Linked DNA regions of Homo sapiens: region 1 is linked to region 2. Evidence: read pairs that join two places in POLR2A ChIA-PET (ENCODE). Cell type or tissue: endothelial cell of umbilical vein. All regions are shown on one strand. Region 1 overlaps ADAMTS20 (ADAM metallopeptidase with thrombospondin type 1 motif 20). Region 2 has its middle 180 kb from the start of LINC02461.

Region 1 (5,000 bases), 450 kb after region 2:
ATTTTTGTATTTTTAGTAGAGGCAGGGTTTCACCATGTTGGCCAGGATGGTCTCAATCTTACTGACCTCGTGATCTGCCTGCCCCGGCCTCCCAAAGTGCTGGGATTACAGGCATGAGCCACTGCACCCAGGCTCGCCAAGGGCATATTTTTAAAACTTTGAAGCAAACATTTCAGAAACGATATGCCAATTGTATATTTCTAAAATGTTGAAACAAAAATTTCTAATCTGTTTAAATGGCTTCCGAATATTTCAAAGTTTCACTGAGTTTTAAAGCTTCTTGTTAAAATATTGAACTACAGCTTCTTTTAGTAGTACTTCAAGAACTGAATAACCTGGAAAATAGAAATTTGTGAAGCAAATTTCAATCTTTTTCCAATAATTATTTATACTGGATTTGAAGTCAATTACTGGTATATATCAGGAGCATTCAGTGACAAACCTTGTTATTTGGAGGTATTTTGTGAGGTATATTTTTCAGCTAAAGAAGTTATTGAAACCACATATTGAAATAAACCATATTTTAAAACTGCTATAGCACAATGTTGAAACAAAATGTTCAAAACTAACGAGTCTACTACTTTTAAAAAAATTAAATGGTTAGAACAGTTGTGAGAGAAAAGTTACCATTCACAAAATAAAAATTATATTTAACATTAATTATTCAACTTACCCTTTTAAATTTACACTTGTATATCTTCTATAAATCACATAATCATATGTTAGTTTATGTGTGCAATGTATGACTATATAATACATATATATGGGCACATTCTCAAAATGTTCTACTGAGAATGATACGTATGATCAAAAAATTAAAAATCAAATGACTTAAAAATGTTTATTCCTAACAAGGAATAAACATAAAAACGTTAATGTCTGAGTGATGTGATAATGTAGAAATTAAAGTATGATTTTCTCAAACTATTGGAAGGTAACACACAAAGTTTCTATAACAAAAATTTGGGATATCTAAATGTACTAATATTAAGAATGCTTATATATCTTCTATAAACAGCCTCAATATACAGCACATAGATATTGTAGAACACTGACAACAATTTCTTGAGATGCTTAAACATTCCTAAAGCATTATGCCTGAAAAATAGGAGAACTGCCATGGAAACATGGACACTTTCACTTTCTTTAACATGGAAACATATAGAAAAAAACATGGCCTATAACCATTTCATATTGAGAGTTTTTAGGGTTATTTTATACTGTACATTCCAACTTCACTCAACATTATAACACACACACACAAACACACACACACACACACAGTCTCCTCTTTTATGATCTCACCAATAATTAGAGTATCCACTTAAATTTTTCCCAGGTCATACATTTCAAATCTGCAGGGCCCAATTTTGTCTTCAAAATTATTTTCTGAACATCATATCTAGGACAAACTATACATCCATCTACATTCTCTTCTTTGGTGACATATGAAATCCACATGTGCAGAAAAGGTAGATGCTGCAATTATGCAAAATATTATTCTTTTATGGTAGGGAATTAGGACACTGCTTATCTCTTGCCAGGTTATGACAGAATAGCCTACTAGTTTAGGCTTTGTAGAAGGAACAATTGCCGAATTATTTTACTGTTAAATACAATCTTCATTACTAATTCTTGGATTATCTCAACCTAGTAAGCCCCAAATATTATGGGTCTTCAGTATGATAAATCACATGGTTGTTACTGAAATGTGTTAGGAATCTCACCCGGCATTCTGGCCACCTGTTTATTAATTACATTCATTGCTAAACTGCAAACACCTTGTCCACAGTGCCTGGTTTATTTTTAGTGACCATTACGATGTCTAATATGTAGTAGATACTCATACTTTTGGGGAGAATCAATGAATGTACTTTAGAAAGATACAGTAGAAAACATAATAAATGGAAAAATACTAGTTAAATACTTAATTGTTATGAGAAGTGTATTATAAAATTTATTTTTAAAATATATTTCTAACCTGTTTACTATACTTATGTGTCTTTTTCAAATTTAAGAAAACAATTACTATGTTTTCACTGAACACTCCACTTTACAAAGTCAACATAAAGAAGTGGCAGTTTCTTGAAACTATTTGCCTACACATTGCCTGGCTCCTGCTGGCCTTAGGAGCAACAGAGGCAGTTTCTTCCTGAGTGCATTTCTCTTAAATGGGAGCTACAGGGGGAGGCAGAGCCCAACACCCTTTGCTCAGACCCTTAGTGCTCTTTTCAAATGGACAAATGTCAGATTTACCGGTGTTTGCTGCTACTACATGCTCATTTCTTCTTCTTCCTCTTCTTCTTCTTCTCCTCCTCCTCCTTCTTTTTTTTTTTTTTTTTTTTTTTTTGAGATGGGGTCTCGGTCTGTCACGCAGGCTGGAATGCAGTGGCACCATCTCGGCTCATTGCAACTTCCACCTCCCAGGTTCAAGCGATTCTTCTGCCTCAGCCTCCAGAGTAGCTGGGATTACAGGCGCATGCCACCACGCCCAGGTAATTTTTGTATTTTTAGTAGAGACGGGGGTTTCACCATGTTGGCCAGGCTGGTCTCGAACTCCTGGCCTCAAGTGATCCAGCCGCCTCAGCCTCCCAAAGTGCTGGGATTACAGGCATGAGCCACTATGCCCGGCTTACATGATCATTTCTGACAGTGCTTCTATTTGTTGCATTCCATTATATCATATAATAGATTTAGTACAGTATATATTTTTTTCTGCACAATGTTTCAGAAGGACATTTTTTTTAAGAAGAAACACAAAGTGAATGCGCCAGAATTTAGGGTTCAAGTAGCAAGCTTTCATTTACAAAAAAAAAAAAAAAACTTTCTCTTTTTTTGTGTGAGGAAAAACAATCTTTAAGGCAAAAAGGAAAAAAATATATATTCTCTTCCCTACTGTTGGATAGTCATCATTCCCAAAGCACACTGAATACACACTATTTGTTTACCAAATATGATTTCATTCTATGTGAGGAATAAAAACATTCCAAGAAAATAAATTACTTCTAAAATGAAACTTAGTGAGAAAATTTAAGTAATATGAATTTACTTAAAGAGCATTTGCTAGTTGAATTGTGTTACACGTAATGTCCCTTACTATATATGAATGAGAAAAGTAAAACTTTTACTCACCTTTTAAAGACTACCTTGGTCATAAGCATATCTATTTTTAACTTATTAAATAAATTTGCTTACATCATTAATTTGTATTCATTGTTTATAATATATAAAGAGAAAATTATAAAAATTTCACAGTATTTAAAAATTGACTGCTAACAAATAAGTCTTATACTTTTAAATCCCAGTGTTAGTTTCTAACAAGAATATTATGTAAAAAATACAGTAGCTTATACATAAACTAAATACAATTATGAAAACATATACTATTCAACAATTAAATGTTTAATAAGAGAAATTAACAGTTTGTTATTTAAGAAAAACACCACCGAAAGAAAGGAGGCATTCCTTATATTAATAATATAAGATCTGTTCAGTGACTCGGAACATTTTAAGTGCAAGGAGTAAAAATACAACATACATATGAATGACATAAAGCACAAAGCCACAATACCCACTAATAAACGGGTTAAAATACAATCATTTCACGCTGACTAATCACCAAAAATGTAGCCATTAAATTAACATAGGCTAAGATTTATTTATTCCTTTTTTTATTACAGCACAAGACTTTCTACAACATGAAGAAAATTTAAATGTATCTTAAAGCTTTCTAATAATATTTTAAATAATTTTACATTTCACATTTCATTTGCTTTAAAATGAAAAATGTTTCTGAGATTTCATGTCACTCACTCATACACACACACATGCATGCATACACACTCTTAATTTTCTACTTAGTCAACAGGATCTGTTGAAGTTAAAGTTATCCATGAAAGAATATTAATCTAATATGCTAATAAGCTATTCTGAAGTTTGTCTAATATGCACCAACACTGAAAGAGGTAAAATGTTATATTTGGTATTGACAACAGAACTTCAGATCCCCTAAACCCATTTAATATAAAAGTCTAATTTAACAAATAAATATGCTTCATATAATAAAAGAAATCCAGTCACTCTAATAATATGTAAGTACTTCATACATATAAAAAAGTAAATATGATTGTAAAAATTCTATACAAACCTTTATTGTGATTTTTAAAACTTCAATACATTCAACTTATCAAAAAAATAAAAATACTACATTTCTTCATAGTGCAAAGAGTGAATTATTCAATGAATTCCTTTTGGGATATACATGTAATAACACTAAATAATTCTGCACATCTGTCTTACTATTTGGCAATCTGTGATTATTGTTTTCTTGGTCATTTGTTTTTGTGAGGTTGAAAAGTCATCTATACAGAGGACTTTAATGAGCATTCAGATTTTTCACTTGTGATATAATTTACATACAAAAAATAGCATAACAAAAATATATTGGAATATAGTATAGATACATTTACATAAACATTGCATGAATATCACAGTGGATATGTAGAGAAGGTTGATAAACCTTAAAATGTAAAATATCAAAGGATCAAAAACATCTAAAACTGACCTGGAATGAATTATTTGTAATTTTAATATTCTATAAATCTAAGTACCTTTTTATGTTAAACTTAAAAGCATTATAATGTTTATTAAATAGAACAGGGGTCAGCAAACTTTTCCCAGAAAAAGTTAGATAGTAAATATTTCAGGCTTTGTGAGTTACAGAGTTTCTATTGCAACTAATCAATGCTACTGCTGTAGTGCAAAACCAGCCATAGATAACACGTAAACAAATGAGCATGACTGTGTTCCAATAGAACTTATTTTAAAAATAGGCAACAGGCCAGATTTGGTACCTGGACCATAGTTTGCTGACCTCTAAAACAGAGAATCTGACTCACAAACACTTAATTTTAATTGCTTCAATATCTAATATAAAGCATGAGACCTAAGTAAATGTTTAATGCTTGGTGAATTGAAGTCATGAATGGGTAGGGAAAATA
Region 2 (5,000 bases):
AACATAGTGCTATTATGTGATATAAGTACTGAAATACAATGACGGTACATGTTATAATGGTGATTTGCATAAGATCCTCTTGCCATATAGAGGTGGTTCAGCGTAATTTTTTTAAGAGCTCAAACATGGGTATTTGAAGTCTGGTTTCTAATACTACCTATACCCCTCACTAGCTGTGTGATGTTAGGCAAATTACGTTGTCTCTCAGTCTCCTTATCTGTAAAGTGAAGACAACAGTAGTATTCATCTCAAAAGGTGTTTTGATTTTATGAGATATACTTATTATGAAATCACTTAGAATAAAATAAAAACTCCTTGCAATCATGCTAGATTCCAGTCTCTGCCCCTCTCATCAATCTCATCTTTCTCACCCTCTCCTTTACTTGTTACACACCAGCCACACTTTCTCTATGTCCTGTAATATACCAAGTCTTCCCTACTTTGGGCCTTAGAACATGCTGACTCCTTTTCTGAAATGCTCTAATACCCCAACTCCCACCAACTAATGGTGACTCATCTCTGAGATTTCAGCCTAAATATCTTTTCACAGGTCACAGCTCAAGCATCTTTCTCCTGATCTCAAAGTGTATATCAGTTCTATTCACGTTTCTGTTTTCTTTCCTACCTGCCTGTTGTTTTCTTACACAGTACTTGTAATAATTTTAATTCTATCTTCTTCTGTGTATATACAATATTTATCTTCCTCCCTAGACTGTAGCTCAAGAGGGTGAGGATCATATCTTTTTCATCACCGTAAACTCATTTCACCACAAAGCTTGGCAAGGAGGATATACTTTAAATATTTAGATTTAATAGGAAATAAATGAATGGAAACATGGCTTTGCATATAAAGCATTAACACTGTGTCTGGCTTATAGTAAGAGTTTTATAAATGCCAACATTTATAATTTTAAACAGCAGGTATTAGATTTAGAGAGTGAGAGGGGTCAGAAAATTTTCCTGGAGGAAGTGACATTGGAATTGAAGTTTGATATCAAGTTCTTACTTTCTCATGTTTTTGGGCTTTACAGAACAGGGATTGTTAGGCTATATCAGTATGTTTTATGACAATCCATAAGAATTTTAAGAAAAAAAATGACTAATCCCTTTACTTTTGAAATTATTTAGCATAGTTTCTTCTGATGTGTTCAAAGCACTGCTTCACATTATCTCTTGGAGGCAGGTCACAGGAAAGATGGTTATTTCTGTTTCAGAGATAGAGAATTACAGAACAAAGAACAAAAGTGAAGTCAGGCTATGTGGTGGACCTTCTGGAACAGATGAAGGAATAAAAGGCAAAGGGCATCAAAGCAAACGTTAAAGCCAACAGGTCAAGGAAAGTATTACCGAATTCCCAGCAAGTTACATGTTTGGCTGCCGCAGGCTACATGCTGGAGCTGATATGTCCAAAGGGAGCATTCCGGAAAAGGGAGTGGTCTCCGTTCCAGCAGTCTGGACTCCCCAGAGTGAAACTCAAGATAGCCTCATTAGGAATCAGGATGGCTCTGTCAGAATAGGCCCTAGCCATGATTCCATGGACTGAAATGACCTCCAGCAGGTAAAAATAAGAGCTGATGAAGTCTGAGGACTTGCAAGGTGCTCACAGTCCTCATTTAGGAAGATTTTCCAGGATATACAGAAGATCTCAGATTAGAATACCTATTTATGGGGTTTTATAGGAAACCACCATGCTGCCACATACTCTATTATTTCAACTTTGCCAACTTAAGCTCATTTAAAGAGCTTAAAATAATCAAAGATGCTAAGTATTTAACATATGTTTCCGTAAAATGAGTGGAAGGAAGAAGGATAAGATCTTCCTTTTGGGCAATTCATTGGCGACTACTGCAGGAAGAAAAAAGTTTTGATTTTTGTTCAAGGAAGTTTTTTTTGTCTTTTTCCATTCTTCCTTCCTGTCTGGCCCCTAAAGTAAAAACTCCCAGAAAGCATAAAAACAGAGACTATCAAGCCTGACTCAGTTTCCTCTGTCTCCTCTTTGGCAGGCTTTTCCCAGCCCATCCGAATCACTGAAATCAGTATCATTCTTGAAATGAATACGGTTGCTTTCTCCTGCCTAACATGCCAGTCTCAGAGACTAAGGCTATGATTTCTTTGAGTCAACTTTTATTTAGTGTTTATTATGGGCCAAACTCTAAACTAAGCTCTAAATCTGCAAAGACAATAAAATAAGATGACTGCCAGTAAGAAATTCTAATCTGCTGGGTAGGGAGAAACACAATTTGCTGCAGTGTAATAATTATTCCTTGATAGACATAGTTTCTATGGGAGCCCAGGGAAGAGAATAAGACCATCAAATCATTCATTTATGGAGTGCTGACCAAAGGCGAAGCCTTACCCTGTATCTGGGAAAGATAAACACTGAAAAAAGAAAAGTTTCATTTCCTCCAGGAACTTAACATGCACTTATGAAAGGCATACACACACACACACACACACACACACACACATCAAATAATATATAATGATATCTATTTTAGGTTCCTAAAAACTAACTGTGAAAAAGTACTCCATGCTCAAAGGTGACTTCTATATCAAGCATTATAGCAGACTGGAAATCCTAAAACCCTCATCTACCTAAAAATGCTCAGTAAAATATTTAATATTTATTTTTAAATGCATTGCTGACCTGGAAACAAATTTGTATGAAGCGAAAAATAATGCAAAAGTAAAAATCCATAGAAGTAAGCCAGTGGTGAAAATCCCCCATTTTCCTAAAGTCACCTGCCATTTGCCCATAACTCAGAGCTTTGGTTTTGTTATTAAATTGGGGCCAAGAAGCAAAGACTAAGACCGTGTCGGCATAGATATCAGAGGTGAAAAGCTTTGACCCACCACATGACACTGTTGGTGAAATAGTGAACTAAAAGTATCCCTACCTTGACTTCTACTCCTAGTGGAAGAAAAAATTCTTCCCTGTGCCGGCCACCTCAGAGATTTGAGGCCCAAGTTTATACTACTCTTGTGTTTGAGATACCTTAAGCTTAGAATTTATTATAAAGTGACCCTTGGTTGGCAGTCTCCCAAGATGCTTGGCAGAAGCAAATATAAATCTCTCTGGAATAACATGTCTTAAACTTAGGACTCAAAAATTCCCATAGATAAAGTTTTTTGAACATATACTCATGATTACAAAATTGTATAACACAAGGAAAGAAGCAACCATGAACACAAATCAGCAAAAATGAAGCCAAAGAAACCAAAACAACCTAACAGACTAAAAAATAGAAATGGCAGACTCAGACTCACAAAGATATTATATATTGTAATTATTGAATTATTATATTTAATGTGTTTAAAGAAATAATAAGGTATGAGTATAGAATAAGATTTTAAAAATGAATAGGCAGATTTTAAAAGACTCAAATAGAAATTGTAGAAATAAATATAATTGAAATAAAAAAATGAATAGGTTAAACAGATCAGACAAAGCTGAAGAGAAAATTAGTGAACAGGAATATATCTGAAGAAATCTAGAATGTAATAAGAGAAACAGATAAAACACTATAAAAGAGATAAAAGCAATATAAAAGAGAAATTAAGAAACATGAAAAATGCCAGTGAGGCAATATAACAAATGTCTAATTGGGTTCTAGATGAAAAGCAGAGGTATTGCAGAGAGACACTATTTGAAGTGTTAAGATCTGAAAATTATCAAAAAATTATATAAGAACATGAATCCCTTGGAATCCTTGGAAACAGGAAATCCAGAAGTTCCAAACAAGTCAAATAAAATGAAAACCACATCAAGACGCTTTGTAGTAAAATTTCTTAATACCTAAGACCCCTCCTTCCCCAACCCCAAATAGCTAGAGAGAAAAAACACATTGTTATCTATGGAAGAATAATAGTCAAATTGCCATCTAACTTGTCAGAAACAACAATATAAACTAAAAGAACACCAAAAACTGTCTTCAGACTGTAGAGAAAATACTCGTCAACCTAGTAGTGTGTGCCCAGCAAAATTATGCTTCAAGCTGGAAAATAACATTGAAGTTTTTTTCAGACAAACAATACTGATGGATTTTGATCAATAATATACCCTAACTATGTGAGAAAGATGAAAAAAACAATTTGTATAAACAATAACAACAATGTCTAATTTTGTTGTTATAATAATGATGTAACTAAAATACTTTGGTAAATATATCTTACTGGCTTTAGACTTTTTAAAATTAAATGTGCATGTTAAATTCCTATATTCATGATTAAAATAATAAAGGAAAAGTTTATAATTCTAAATGAGTTGTGGGCAGAATCCAGAATGAGAAAAACCAGCACAAAAGTATGCAAGAACGAAGATAAAAAGAAACAAACAGAAGAGGGAGAAAGTTTAGGAAACACAAAATAAGAAAGTATAAATGAATTAAAATATGTCAGTAATTACAACAAATACATATGGGCTACATTTTTTAGTTAAAAGACCAAATTGCCAGACTGGTTAAGGAACTCAATTTAGTTATATATTGAATTCAAACGGCACACCTAAAACAAAAGAACTCAGAGAGGTTGAAAGTGAAAGGATGGGACCATAAGCATTAAAAAAATGCTCAAATTCTAATAATCAGGGTGGTGCAAATAATGATGCCACTAACACACCCTCCAGATGACAAAAATGTAAAGGTTCATGTTTGGCAAGAATATGGAACAGTAAAAAATTTATATAGTGCTGGTGGGAATGTCAGTTGGTACCATATATATATGAATATTCATAGCAGCACTAATTATAATAGCCCAAACTAGAAACAATCCAAATATCTATCATCAAAACAATAGATAAATGTGCTGTATTCATACAATGGAATATTATGCCATAATAACCAAGATGAGGAATGAAAATGAAAGAATAAGTGTGCAGGGAAGGTTGAGCCCTGAGTTAGACATGTTGACTTCAAGTTACCTGTGAGGTGGAAGAACCCGGGGATGTATTGCTGATGCTGGAAATGTGGACTGGACTCAGAAGCAAAATAAGGGCTTGGGCA

What was found. Peaks named below come from ENCODE experiments on the same cell type or tissue, not always from the same donor. Only the 100,000 strongest peaks of a DNase experiment are listed, where the experiment ranks them.
Region 1: POLR2A ChIA-PET joins it to region 2 with 6 read pairs; 2 of 35 experiments call an interaction of 5 or more read pairs at or near these places.

The regions. Positions count from the first base shown.
Region 1 is chr12:43,418,476-43,423,475 of GRCh38, forward strand. All of the region lies in intron 28 of ADAMTS20 (ADAM metallopeptidase with thrombospondin type 1 motif 20), which reads right to left. Among named protein-coding and RNA genes, the nearest start is that of ADAMTS20, 130 kb to the right of the region's middle. In endothelial cell of umbilical vein, no CTCF peak of the experiment used is centred here; no DNase peak of the experiment used is centred here.
Region 2 is chr12:42,968,129-42,973,128 of GRCh38, forward strand. No RefSeq gene overlaps it. Among named protein-coding and RNA genes, the nearest start is that of LINC02461, 180 kb to the right of the region's middle. In endothelial cell of umbilical vein, no CTCF peak of the experiment used is centred here; DNase peaks (open chromatin) are centred at 1,403, 2,063 and 3,033; H3K27ac peaks cover 2,544 bases.